2 separate regions of the Homo sapiens genome follow, and region 1 is linked to region 2. Evidence: chromatin contacts called from ENCODE Hi-C or POLR2A ChIA-PET data. All regions are on one chromosome and are shown on one strand. Each heading gives the region's core, a stretch centred on a gene start or an enhancer-like site at or near the end of the contact. The rest is flanking DNA. Distances are from core to core; before and after follow the strand shown. Region 1 overlaps MYO10 (myosin X). Region 2 overlaps MYO10 (myosin X).

The links. A loop is a pair of places that touch in the nucleus more often than their neighbours do. ChIA-PET counts read pairs that join two places held with the same protein, here RNA polymerase II (POLR2A). Pooled maps may share reads with other maps.
Region 1: a map of endothelial cell of umbilical vein shows a loop between it and region 2 (3-fold over the local background). The contact joins two enhancer-like sites. A Hi-C loop is called at or near these places in 4 of 168 maps with a recorded cell type or tissue (Caco-2, Calu3, PC-3 and 1 more) and 1 of 50 pooled maps. POLR2A ChIA-PET finds 5 or more read pairs at or near these places in 7 of 52 experiments (A549, A673, AG04449 and 4 more).

What each region holds. Positions count from the first base shown.
Region 1 is chr5:16,851,040-16,858,109 of GRCh38, reverse strand. The region is part of intron 2 of MYO10 (myosin X); the gene reads left to right. It also overlaps the pseudogene RNA5SP179. Among named protein-coding and RNA genes, the nearest start is that of MYO10, 82 kb to the left of the region's middle. Within about 2 kb of position 2,494, at least 2 of the 41 ENCODE cell types and tissues checked have a DNase peak (open chromatin) inside an H3K27ac peak, as active enhancers do; they include A673, where a contact is called at or near this core.
Region 2 is chr5:16,887,987-16,894,981 of GRCh38, reverse strand. All of the region lies in intron 1 of MYO10 (myosin X), which reads left to right. Among named protein-coding and RNA genes, the nearest start is that of MYO10, 45 kb to the left of the region's middle. Within about 2 kb of position 5,186, at least 8 of the 41 ENCODE cell types and tissues checked have a DNase peak (open chromatin) inside an H3K27ac peak, as active enhancers do; they include A673, where a contact is called at or near this core.

The DNA of each region.
Region 1 (7,070 bases), core at 1,245-3,744, 34 kb after region 2:
CGTCTTGTGGAAAGGCCTTGCTATGGTCTTTGTCCCTGCAGATGCTTTTGTGGCACAGCTGAGGAGTTGCAAAGCTTCACGTATGGACCGTCAGTCCTTTAGCAGAAAAAGTTTGCCAAGCCTGATCTAAAGGCTCATTTACCCCAATTACTTCTGATATGATATTTAGTGCTTCAGGGGATCTTCCAGGGTTCCCAGTTCTGGTTACACATTGGAATGACTTGAGGAGCTACTTAATGAGATTCCTGGGCCACTATGCCACACCAAATGGTACAGCCTCCCTGGAGGTGAGCCCAGGACTCTTTGCAACCAGTGCGACCAGCCAGGATGAGTCTGTTGTTAAGCCCAATTGCTTTGTTTTCCCAGTGAGAGGAGGTTCCTTGCTCAAGAGGTTAAAGTAGCCCGTGGCAAAACTCATGTTTCTTGCTACCTGTGGGGCAGTGGCTCTCAAAATTGAGTAGGCTCAATTGATGAGGACCTCCTGGAAGACCTGTGAAACCACTGAATTCTAGGTCTCAATCCAGAGCTTCTGATTCAGCAGGTGTTTTAGGAGCCTGCAAATGTGCATTTCTAACAAGTCCCCAGGTGCTGCTGATGCTGCTAGTCTAGAAGCCATACTTTGAAAATGGGTCTGCAGGGGTTGGCAGGCTATGTGTGGGGATTTGTTTTTTGAAATCCATGCTCTAAATAAAAGCATCTCATACACCGTCTTCCTCCCAAAGCATGTTCTTTAAAAATACAGGTGGTCACTTTCACAGCCTGAGTACCTTTTTCAACTGCTGCTGCCGTAAAGGAATCCTTATTGAGCAGTATTGTGTCAGAAACCATATGTAGTCTTGAGTGCTTAGTTTTAAATACTAACACCTGCCAGTGGCTTAGTCTGTAACCCAGTGTTGTTTTCTGGGTTGGCTTAAGGGAGAGCTGCTTTCAGGGACAGCAAAATGAGGACAAGCCTGTGTGTTGTGTGTTCATCAGAGCCCAGCACATTTCCAAGGAAGCTCTCCTCCTCGAAGTATTTCAGAAAGCGAGTTGATTGTGCATATACTAACCTAATTGACACATATAATGCCTATTTTTAACATGGAAGATCAGTTAAATCGTTAACTTATCATTTGCCATGATAGGCTGATACATATTGCTTGTTTTCTAAGCTCGATTCCTATTTAAATGCTTCTGTTGGAACTCCCAAAGTTTCCATAGATTTCTAATATGGTCTTTTATCCCATTGTCCATGCCACCTGGCATGAAGGAACCAGAAAGATGGCCAGAAGAAGGCTGAGGCAAGGGGAGGCCCTTGGGTGGAAACTTTTAAGAACCACTCACTCAGGGTCATGCATGACTGCAGCGTTGGACTCATCCCTAAATCATGCATGCTGGCACCTGCTTCCTTACCCTCGTCCCTGCCCCCATCAGATCCCGGAAGCTTGAGCAAGACTCTCTAAGACAAGAGGCCCCATCTGTAGACTCCACCTCCCTTCTTCCACTTACTTTGCTTGAATGATTCATTGATACCTTTAAAATACTCCAAGGAAAGAAACGGCTCGCTCTTTTTTTTTTTTTGAGACACAGTCTCACTCTGTCACCCAGGCTGGAGTGCAGTGGTGCGATCTCGGCTCACTGCAACCTCCGCCTCCCAGGTTCAAGCGATTCTCCTGCCTTGGCCTCCTGAGTAGCTGGGATTACAGGTGTACACCACCACGCCCAGCTAGTTTTTGTATTTTTAGTAGAGATGGGGTTTTGCCATGTTGGCCAGGCTGGTCTTGAATTCCTGGCCTCAAATGATGCAGCCTCCTGAAATGCTGGGATTACAGGCGTGAGCCACAGTGCCTGGTCTTGAACAGGTCTTTCTTTAGAATTTGCAAATATCTGTGTTGACACATTTTCCTGAACTTGTTAAAGATGAGACGGCTGCAGTACAAGCTGTGATGTGTCATACGATTGATTATTCTAATGAATTTTTAAGGGAAAAGAAATCCCCAGAGGGTTTCCTAGATGAAGACTTGAATGCAGGCGTGTGCAATCTCACAGAAAACAATACTGTTCCATTTGTAAATTCAGCTCGTGGCCTGTGTTAGAAGTTTCAAATGCAGTTGCTTCGTTTCAGACGTTAAAGTCCGTCGTTCATCTGGCTGCTGTTTGGATGTTACAGATGGTTCTGGGAATCATTTTGGGATAATTAATAATAGCGTAGGTCTTCCAGTGAGGGTAACAGGTAGCTAACCCTTGAGAATTCAGTGAGCATTTCAGTCTCCTGGAATGATCTGCTGTTCTAAAATGCATCCATCTCCCCGCCACGTCAGAGTTCACAGTGCCTTGTTCCAAGCATCTGCTTTTGCTCCTGCAAACAGAGCTAATGACAGATGTTAACTGGCTGAGCTGAGAGACAGTCACTCTTATGACAATGGGTTGGAGCATATGCTGTCCCGAGTTTCAGGAAGCTTTTGTAACAAAGGACTCAAAAGAGATCAGGCCTCCAGGGAATGTTGCCAACATGCCTTTGTAAAGGGCAAATCCTGTCCGATTAACCTAATTTCCTTCCCCGAGCAGTGATAAACCAGGGAGATTAAAATTTGCAGCTATTTCAACTTTAGCATTTATTTTTTTCTGATATAAGATGTATTTATAATTAACATCTGAAGATAGTTTATTTAAAACATGTATCTCGCTTTATTTTTTTTCCCTCCACCAAAAGGTCATAACTTGCCTTGGAAAGTAATACATGGGCCTCATGGATGTTTGGAGGTAGCACCAGCGAGTGTAGACTTCAGCATCCACTCCCTGAATTTTGGATGTTCCCTGTTCGGGACATTATCTGCAATGGTTAAGATGAAGTAAATACCATAGAGAAAAAATAATTCCTGCCATTTGAGGAAAGCCATACTCTTGAGTATTCATTATTGGCTCATTGCTATCTTTGATGGAGATTTTAAAATAGTTTGCAGATGTTACTTTTAGCTACAAGAGGAAAAGCAGCTAAAGCCACATTTTAGCACCTAGGATTTGATTCGTTAACAACTTGCATTAGCTTGAGTGATGGTCTGAAATACAAAGCAACAGTTTTTTTGGTTTTTTTTTTTGAGATGGAGTCTCACTGTTGTCGTCTGGGCTGAGTGCAATGGCGCAATCTCGGCTCACTGCAACCTCCGCCTCCCAGGTTCTGGCAGTTCTCCTGCCTCAGCCTCCCGAGTAGCTGAGATTACAGGTGCCCGCCACGCACGCCCGGCTAATTTTTGTATTTTTAGTAGAGATAGAGTTTCACCATGTTAGCCAGGCTGGTCTCGAACTCCTGACCTCAGGGAGTCTACCTGCCTCAGCCTTCCAAAGTGCTGGGATTACAGATGTGAGCCACCATGCCCGGCCAATAGTTTTGTTTTGTTTTGTTTTGTTTTAATTGAACAGTTTGATTGTGATATAATTCACCCACTTAAACTGCCAATTCAGTGGCTTTTAGTATAGTCACAGAATTGTGAAATTATCACTACAATAGATGTTGAAACATTTTCATTATTTAAAATAGAAACGCTGTAACCCTGAGCTGTCATTCCCAAGCTCTCCCTCCACCCTCACTCCTCCCCCAGCCTTGGGCAGCTGCTTTCTGTCTCTATAGCTCTGCCTGTTATGGACATTTCTTACAAATGGAATCAAACAATACGTGGTCCTTTGTGTCTGGCTTCTTTCACTTAGCATAATGTTTTCAGGGGTCACCCATGGTGCAGCATGTACCAGCACTTCACTCTTTTTTATTGCAGAGTAATAGTCCATTATATGAATATGCTACATTTTATTTAAAAGGAATAGTCTTTTAAACCTAAGAAGAAAAGAAAAAGATAAAACCTAGAAGAAATATAGCTAGCCATGTGTGACTAATTCTTACAGCATTAATATTGGGCCATGCATTTCATATTTCTAAAAGTAAGAGTGATATTATATATACTTAAGATCAGAAATATAGTTAAGAGCAGTGAGATAATTCTTACATGCTGTTAGAAAAAATCAGTTTAGATTGTCTGTCTTAGGACTATGTTTCCCATCCGAGTATTAACCAGGCCCAATACCCTGCTTAGCTTCACGAGATCAGACGAGATCACGAACCTTCAGGATAGTAAGGCCGTAGACTCTTAGGCACTATTTCTAGTTATAGTCTCATATCTGAAAATGAGCACAGCTTTTTTTTTTTAATAGTCCTGAGAAGATTGAAAGATAAGGAAGGCTTAGAAAACGGGCTCTGTGACAGGAGCTCAGGGAAAGGGTTCTGTAGCCAGGAGGAGGATAGGAGGTTGAAAGCAGAGGTTTGATGAACACACTTACGTAGACAGTGTGGACCCGCTCTTCTCTCCCACTGTGAAGAATGGATGTCATCCTGGACGGGAGAGATGATAGCACACAGGGCAAAGTGACACTGAGGCCCCCTAAGTATAGGATGGCACAACAGCAGATGGGGTGACAGCCTTTGACAATAAATAGCTGGCCTCTTGGCTGTCTGGGAAAAGAGTAATGCCAGAGATTTTACACCTGGGTATTACCAGGGATCATTTTCCTCATGCCTCTTCTGTTGAAGTAGGTGAGAGGCTGTCATGAATATTTCCTTGCATTCAAAAGGAGAGACAGTGACCACTGCAGGTGGCTTTGACATTTTGGCAATGTTGTAGAAGTGTAGGAATCTTTAAAGATGGAAGATAAAACTTTTTAAGAAGAGAACTGACATAACATATGATCATGAATTTTTTTTTTTTTTTGAGACGGAGTCTCACTCTGTCGCCCAGGCTGGAGTGCAGTGGCGCGATCTCAGCTCACTGCAAGCTCCGCCTCTCGGGTTCATGCCATTCTCCTGCCTCAGCCTCCCGAGTAGCTGGGACTACAGGCGCCCACCACTATGCCTGGCTAATTTTTTTTTTGTATTTTCAGTAGAGATGGAATTTCACTGTGTTAGCCAGGATGGTCTCGATCTCCTGACTGTGTGATCCGCCCACCTCAGCCTCCCAAAGTGCTGGGATTACAGGCGTGAGCCGCCGCGCCCGGCCAACATATGATCATGATTTTTTTTTATAATGGATTTCGAGGCTCTCTTTTTAGGTAGTGACTAATATTGGCTTATGTCAGCTCTAGGGTGAGAACCATTCCCATTTCATTCCTAGTTCTACCCTCACTAGTCCTGACGTGGACAGTTTACTGTTGTTATTCTTCAATTTCTCTGTGCCTTCTTGGCAAAGGCTTTTGAGGAATTCCTGGAAGAAATTCCCATGAGGTTTATGTGGGGCATTTTAATTCAAGCATTTATTGGGTGTCTGTTAAACTCAGGGAATTTGGGGGCAGGAAAGGACTTTCCAGATCATTTAGTTTTGCTGTGTCATTTACGTGTGACCAGGCTTAGTCCAGAGCGCTTTGATCAAAGTCACATGAGAAAACAGAAGAATAGGGAGAAAAGAGGGCTTCTCATGTATGGATCAGGCCTCATTCAATTTTTGCGGGCTATCTTCTGCTTGAAGGTAATGAGGTCCAGCTAGTCTGGGCCTGGAAAATAATACAGACGAACCCTTGAGTAGTCAGCCAGCAGGTTAGGGAATCATGACAGGAATTCACAAAACCGTTAAGAAATTTGATTAGTGTCTAAAAGCCAGAGGCAAAAAAAAGGTCAGTTAATTTGTTTATATCTGCTGGCCAAAAAACTCTTCTGAATGAATGCATTTAGGATAAAAACTGAAAATAAGACCCTAACTGATGACTGAGTTAATTTACATATGCATGGGGAGAAGAACTTTTTCTATACATCTACGATTAAGCCCCTTTGCACATTCAGTGACAGCAATAATAAATGTCACTGGTGACCTAGAATCTATACTTTTTGTTTCTTTGTGCCTGTTTTTTTTTTTTTTTAGCCTGTACTCTCAATTGTATATTGTCCTTTTAATGTACCTAAAGTTATACACAGTCTTTTTACTGGGCTTGTTCAGTTAACCAACCAACCACCCTCCCTCCCTCCTTCCCTCCCTTCCTTCCTTCCTTCTTTCCTTCCCAGTGATCAGTAAGTCTTCTTTTTTTTTTTTTTTTTTTTTTTTTTTGAGATGGAGTCTTGCTTTGTCACCCAGGCTGGAGTGCAGTGGCACGATCTTGGCTCACTGCAACCTCCAACTCCCAGGTTCAAGCGATTCTTCCGTCTCAGCCTCCTGAGTAGCTGGGATTACAGGCACTTGCCACCATGCCCAGCTAATTTTTGTATTTTTAGTACGGACAGGGTTTCATCATGTTGGCCAGGCTGGTCTCTAACTCCTGACCTCGTGATCTGCCCGCCTTGGCCTCCCAAAGTGCTGGGATTACAGGCATGAGCCACCACGCCCGGCCATTAAGTCTTTCTTCAATTAAATTAACAAGTGATATCCTAATTTATATATTAATTGACATCATTTTAAGTTTGCATTATTTGGTTTGATCTTCGCAGAGGACTTAGCATGGCAAATAAATGTGAAACCATGATGAAGGTTTCACATCCTTCATCCTCAAAAGGACAGTGAGCTCACATTATGACCTGGGCACTAAAGAGATCACCTGTGTGGAGGTGCTTTCTGGGCCTTACATTTATACAATTCTCTAACGTTCATAAGATATTTTCATTTGAGTGCTCTGATATTGATCCTAATAACAAACATGTGACCCAAGTTTCCGAGTTTTAAAGTGTCATTTGTAAAGATGTGTTGATTGCTACTTCTCTGTTGCATATACTGAAGCAATTCCAGGATCAGTCAGTACTGGAGACCTTACTTTCCAGTATAAAACCAAGCTAACTAGCATAGCTGGGATGTGATTACTAAGGCCACTGCTCTGGGTTGAAGTATAACTTTTTCTTAAAAAAATGTGAAATCATGAAGGGAACAAATAACAGAGTCTCCGGAACATAATGTCTTCTTTTTCATTCTTTCCCTGAAGGACTTCAAGTTCAGAAATGTATAATTGAGCTCATGGTAGAAATAAAGTCTTACGCTGTCTATTATTTTGGTTAAAAGGCATTTGAAGCCAGGTGTGGTGGCTCACACCTGTAATCCCAGCACTTTGGGAGCCTGAAAGCGGGTGGATCA
Region 2 (6,995 bases), core at 3,937-6,436:
TTCATTGTGTAGAGCTGTTAATAGTTTATGGAGGGTGATTAAGTAGCGCTGCATAAGCCAATTTACAGTGTGTCTTAGTCTACACTGGCACTTGGCTAATTTGCAGAAAATTGGACCTTTCAACATGGGGCTTCCTCCCTCTACTCCGTGGGGGCTTCTCCTATTCATCCCTCAGCAGTCTGGCTTCCCCTCCAACACCGCAGGCTCCAGTCCTCTGTGTATCCCCACATTAGTCCTCCTGGTGTCAAGTTTCAATGATCTGTTTGCACTTCATCCCCATTGGACTGCAGGCATCTGGGAATGAGGCGTGTCCCTTACTAATCTTTGCGCTGGATCTCTGGCACAGTATCTGTGTTGTTAAATGCGTCAGTGGCCACCTCTGCTTTCCATGAAGCATTTCTGATTATCCACTCACCTTCTTTCTCAGAGTTAGCCTCTTTAATCCCCACAGTTCCTGGGAGGTAGATTGTATTTGCTTTTCCTCTACATTCGATGAGGAAATGAAGGCCCGTGGAGGTTCATTTGTCCAAGGCCACATGGCTAAGATGTGGTAAAGCCAGGGTTCCTGTCCAGGCGGTTTGGCCCCCTGGATAGAGCCATTATCAAAAACCACTATCCTTCGGTCTAGCCAGGAAAAAAAACTTCAGACAGCCCACAGAGGAGGGATGTTTCACAGAATACCTGACCAGCATTTCTCAAAACCGTCAAGGCTATCAAAGAAGGAGCATGACGATTACATCCAATGTCCCAGAAGGGGTCCTGGGACGGAAAAAGGACATTAGGTGGAAACTGGAGAACTCTGAATGAAGTGTGGCATTGAGTTCATGGTAAGGTGCCAGTGTCGGTTCCTTAGTGTGATAAATGTCCACATTATGTAAGATATAAGAACAGGAACCAGAGTGAGAGGTGTACAGGGACTCCCTGTATTATCTTTGCAACTTGTCTGGAAAATCTAAAACTATTCTAAAATGAAAAGTTTACTTAACAACTTAATGACAATGCCACCACTAAGCCCACTGCACTCCACTGCCTGGCTGGCTTGTCACACACTCTGGGTACCCTCACTCCTCGCTGCCTGGTGCCCACCCACTGCTGGGGAGAGGCTGTGTCCTCGGAGAAGAGTCCCCTCCAATTTCAGCACGTAACAGTGACGGAGGGATATAACTAGGGCTAGTCACAGGGCCATCAGAAGTGCTGCCCCCACTTATTTATTTATTTATTTATGTTTTTAGCAGTGTAGTCTGTTCCAAAGTCTCTGTTGAACCCAACAGGAGGTGTAATATGGAGAGAAATGAAAATGAATTTTGCTGTAGGAGGGAAATAATTTTCTTTTTTTTTTTTTTTTTTTGAGACAGAGTCTCACTCCCTCACCCAGGCTGGAGTGTGGTGGCACGATCTCAGCTCACCGCAACCTCTGCCTCCCGAGTTCAAGCGATTCTCCCACCTCAGCCTGCTGAGTAGCTGGGACTACAGGCATGCACCACCACACCTGGCTAATTTTTGTATTCTTAGTAGAGATGGAGTCTTGCCATGTTGGCCAGGCTGGTCTCAAACTCCTGATCTCAGGTGATCTGCCTGCTCAGCCTCTCAAAAGTGCTGGGATTACAGGCGTGAGCCATGGTGCCCAGCAGGAGAGAAATAATTTTCTATAGACAAAATCTTAGTGTCAAGAGGACCAAAGAGGCATTTATGTCATTTAAATGTTTCTCATCCTCTTCAGCCTCCTTATCGCTTTTCTGTTGGGGGTAGCTTGTAATTGTAAGTTCTTTTTTTTTTTTTTTTTTTGAGACAGAGTCTCACTGTGTCACCCAGGCTGGAGTGCAGTGGCGCAATCTCGGCTCACTGCAAACTCCGCCTCCCAGGTTCAAGCCATTCTCCTGCCTCAGCCTCCCGAGTAGCTGGGACTACAGGCGCCCGCCACCACGCCCGGCTAATTTTTTTTGTATTTTTAGTAGAGATGGGGCTTCACCGTGTTAGCCAGGATGGTCTTGATCTCCTGACCTCGTGATCTGCCCGCCTCGGCCTCCCAAAGTGGTGGGATTACAGGTGTGAGCCACCGTGCCTGGCCTGTAAGTTCTTTTTCAATGTTTTGTGTCTGGAAAGTAGCTGGGCTGGTAATGTTGTTGGTTTGGAGAAACTGTGGTGCGTTGGTTGAACGAGGCCTGTGCATTCTTTGGTTCTGTAGCAAGGCCTTGAGAGGAGAGTTAAATTAAAGCAATATGAGGGCTGAAAGCCATCTGGATGTGACCCAGTAAGGTGCCAGCAGCAAGACCCCAAATACAGGTACTGCTTTGTTGGGTTGAAGACCTATGGCATCTTTTGTTTGTTTGTTTGTGTTTGAGATAGGCTCTCGCTCTGTCACCCAGGCTGGAGTGCAGTGGCGCAGTCTTGGCTCACTGTAACTTCCGCCTCCTTGGTTCAGGAGACTCTCTCACCTCAACCTTCCAAGTAGCTTGGACTATAGGCGCATGCCACCATGCCCAGCTAATTTTTGAATTTTTTTGTAGTGACGGGGGTCTCACCATGTTGCCCAGGCTGATCCTGAACTCCTGAGTTCAAGTGACCTGCCTTCCTTAGCCTCCCACAATGCTGGGATTACAGTCGTGAGCCACCGTGCCCGGCAACCCCATGGCTTGAAGCATTTTGGTTAGCCGTCTCATGTGATCTTTTTGTGTTATGTATCAGATAAGCTAGGTGTCAACTCATTTTGTGCAGAGAGATCTCAAGTAATGAATAACTGTGCTGAGCTATGGGTAGAAGAGCTGGAGCTTGAGTCCCTGTCTTCTAGGGGAGCACCCAGTGCCATTTCTGTAACCTCATACTGAAACCTTCCAGCAGCCCTGCCTCTCTCTCTTGGTAGCATGGTTTCTGTAGATGCATTTACCATTCAACGGAGCAATAAGTCTGGCCCTGTTCTAGGTGCTGAGGATTCCACAGCAAGTAAAATCCATTTCTGCCTCCCATAATACAAATGATATAAATATGATGTAAATACTAGTCAAAGCACTGAAATAACTTGTTTTGGTGTTCTAGAGAAAGTATATAAAAATTAGAGACATTTGTACAGGTCTCGCTTGTGAACTGCTTTCTAGATGTTTTCTGAAACCTGTAACATTTGTGTGTGATGAAAATGAGAGCTGATATTCCTTTACTTGCAAATAATGGAAACTCCACAAAAACTAGTGCAAACTGAAAAGAGGACCTTCTTGCATATGTAATAAGGAGGGTCAAGAATGAAGATGGTGGTTGGGATAACGGATTCCAGGGAGTGAATGAGGTCAGGTGTGAGTCTACCTATTTGTCTGCATAGTTGTCTCTCCCTCCCTGTCTCTTTTAATTTGTGATATAATTCACACATCATGACATTCACCCATTTAAAGTATATAATTCAGTGGTTTTTAGTATCTTCACAAGATTGTACAACCATCATCACTATCTAATTTTATCACATTTTCCTACTCCAGAAAACCCCCCACAAAACTCCGTACCTGTTAGCAGCCACTCTCCATTCTCCCCTCCTCCCAGCCCCGGGCAACCACCAGTGAGCTTTCTTTTCTCCTCTCCCCTCCGCCTGCCCCTCCTTCCTCCTTCCTCTCTCTCTCCTTCCTTCCTTCCTTCCTTCCTTCCTTCCTTCCTTCCTTCCTTCCTTCCTTCCTTCCTTTTCTCTTCTCCTTTTCTCTCTCTTTCAAGACGGAGTCTCACTCTGTCATCCAGGCTGGAGTGCAATGGCACAATCTTGACTTCCTGCAACCTCTGCCTCCTGAGTTCAAGAGTTCAAGCAATTCTCCTGCCTCAGCCTCAAGTAGCTGGGATTACAGGCACCTGCTACCGCGCCTGGCTAATTTTCTAATGTTATGTTTTAGTGGAGACTGGGTTTCACCACGTTAGTCAGGCCGGTCTCTAACACCTGACCTCATGTGATCCGCCTGTATCGGCCTCCCAAAGTACTGGGATTACAGATGTGAGCCACCGTGCCTGACCAACTTTCTGTCTCTATGGATTTAACTTCTTCATATAAATGGAGTCATACAACATGTGGTCCTTTGTGACTGCCTTCTTCTACTTAGCATAGTGTTTTCTAGGCTCATCCATGTTATAGCATGTATCAGTTCTCTGTTCATTTTTATTTTATTTTATTTTTTGAGACAGAGTCTTGCTCTGCCGCCCAGGCTGGAATGCAGTGGCATGATCTTGGCTCCCTGCAACCTCTGCTTCTCGGGTTCAAGTGATTCTCCTGTCTCAGCCTCCAGAGTAGCTGGGGTTACAGGCATGTGCCACCACACCTGGCTAATTTTTGTATTTTTAGTGGAGATAGGGTTTCTCCGTGTTGGCCAGGCTGGTCTCGAACTCCTGACCTCAGGTGATCTGCCTGCCCCGGCCTCCCAAAGTTCTGGGATTACAAGCGTGAGCCACCACGTCAACCTTATAGTTGAATAATATTCCATTGTATGAATAGACCACATTAAAAAAAAATCCATTCACTAGTTGATGAACATGAGGGTTGTTTCTGCTTTCAGGCTATTGCACATAATGCTGCTATGAACATTTGTGTACAAGTTTTCGTGTGGACATATGTTTTCACGTCTCTGGGGTATTTACCTAGCAGTGGAATTTCTGGGTCATATGGTTAACTCTATATTTTACTTTTTGAGGAACTGCCAAACTGTTTTCCACAGCAGCTGCATCATTTCACATTCTTAGCAGCAGTGCACGAGGGTTCTAGTTTCTCCACATTCTTGCCAACACATTATGTGTCATTTTGATTGGACTAGGTTATCTTTTATGTACCTTTTAATCCAGGAAGTATGATTTTGTGAAAAAAAATTTGTTTTCGATATGTGATAGAAATCTGCAAAGGAATTAATTAATATGTATGAAACAGAAATGACAAATGGCTGTTTTAAGTTTATTTTCTTCCCACTGTGTTCTTGGGTCGTTCATTTTTATGAAGTAACAACAAACTCCTGTTCTGAGCATACTTGTGTATTTTTTCTGAAAACAGATGGTAGCCAGAACACAACTGGGATTCCATTAAGAAAATCTTATCAGTTTGTTTATTTGTAGGCATTTCTCTCCCCCTCTCCCCACAAAAATGATTCTTATCAAGAGGAGGAAAGGACAATAAACTGGGAAATGGGAGGTAAGGATGTCTGGTATCAGATTTCACGCAGAGTGCAAACATCTTGTGCTGGTCTTTTATTGCCCTTTCTGTCCTGTACCTCCTACTGCTTCCACCAAGAGGAGTGGAATGCAGTTCTTAAACCAGCTGTTTTGTTTTGTGTGCTTTAAAAACAGGATTTCCCACTAGTTTTTGAGAGTTCTTAGTGGGACAGTTTTATACATTTTATAAAATCTGTGTCTCCTAGCTCCATTTACTTACTTGTCTTTCTTGGCTTGTTCTGCTGTTTTCTTTCTTTCTTTCCTTCCTTTCCTTCCTTTCGTCCGCCCTTCCTTCCTTCCTTCCTTCCTTCCTTCCTTCCTTCCTTCCTTCCTTCCTTCCTTCTTTCTTTTCTTCCCTTCCCCTTCCTTCTTTCCTTTCCTTTCCTTCCTTCTTTCTGTCAGTCTTTCTGTCTTTCTTGATGGAGTCTTGCTGTGTTGCCCAGGCTGGAGTATAGTGGCGTGATCTCGGCTCACCGCAACCTCCGCCTCCTGGGTTCAAGCAATTCTCCTGCCTCAGCCTCCCGACTGCCTGGGATTACAGGCACCCACCACCATGCTTAGCTAATTTTTGTATTTTTAATAGAGATGGGGTTTCACCATGTTGGCCAGGCTGATTTTTTTTTTTTTTTTTTAAATTTTTTTAAATTTTGAGGCAGGGTCTTGCCCTGTCACCCAGGCTGGAGTGCAGAGGCACAATCACACCTCACTGCAACCTCCGCCTCTTGGGCTTAAGCCATCCTCCCACCTCAGCCTGCTGAGTAGTTGGGACTACAGGCATGTGCCACCATGCCCAGCTAATTTTTATGTTTTTTGCAGAAACAGGGTTTTGCCATATTGCCCAGGCTAGTCTCAAACTTCTGAGCTCAAACGATCCTCCCACCTCAGCCTCTCAAAAGTGCTGGGATTCCAGGCATGAGTCACCATTGCCTGGCCTGGCCTATTGTTTATATTATGTAATTATTCCCTATGGAACAGAGAGAACAGATAGGAAGGGCATTAGAGTGGGCATAGTTTACCTCTGTGCTTTTTAGAGCCAGAACTATTTTATTTAATTCAAATTTTACTTTTTTTTTTTAAGAGATGGGGGTCTTGGCTTATCTTGTTCAGGCTGGAGTGCAGTAGCACGATCAGAGCTCACTGTATCCTCGAACATCTGGGCTCAAGGGATCCTCCTGCCTTAGCCTCCCAACTATGGGAGTATCTCTGGCTATTTTTTTTTTCCTTTTGAGACGGAGTCTCGCTCTTGTTGTTCAGGCTGGAGTGCAGTGGCGCAATTTCGGCTCACCACAACCTCTCCCTCCTGGGTTCAAGTAGTTCTCCTGCCTCAGCCTCCTGAGTAGCTGGGATTACAGGCATGCACCACCACACCCAGCTAATTTTGTATTTTTAGTAGAGATGGGGTTTCTCCATGTTTGTCAGGCTGGTCTTGAGTAATTTTTTAATTAAAAAAAATGTTGTAGAGATGAAGTCTCACCATCTTGCCTAGGGTGGTCTTGAACTCTGAGGCTCAAGTAATCCTCCCACCTTGGACTCCCAAAGTGTTGAGATTACAGGTGTGAGTCACTATGCCCAGCCTAGAGCTAGAATTATTTTACATGCCGTCCACTCTTTCCTAGTGCCTGGTATATGATTGGGGAGGGGGTGTTAGGAGATATTTGGTGGAAGGATGGACTTGTGGAAGTATGAGGGATGGAAGAATGGGTGAGTGGGTGGAACGATTTACAGATGGATGAATTATTTTAGGCATGTTGGCTGATTCTTTAGGTCCACTTTCTAATAAACATATATGTGTTGGCTACATAATGATGGTTAACTAATAGATGGAAAAATTTGAC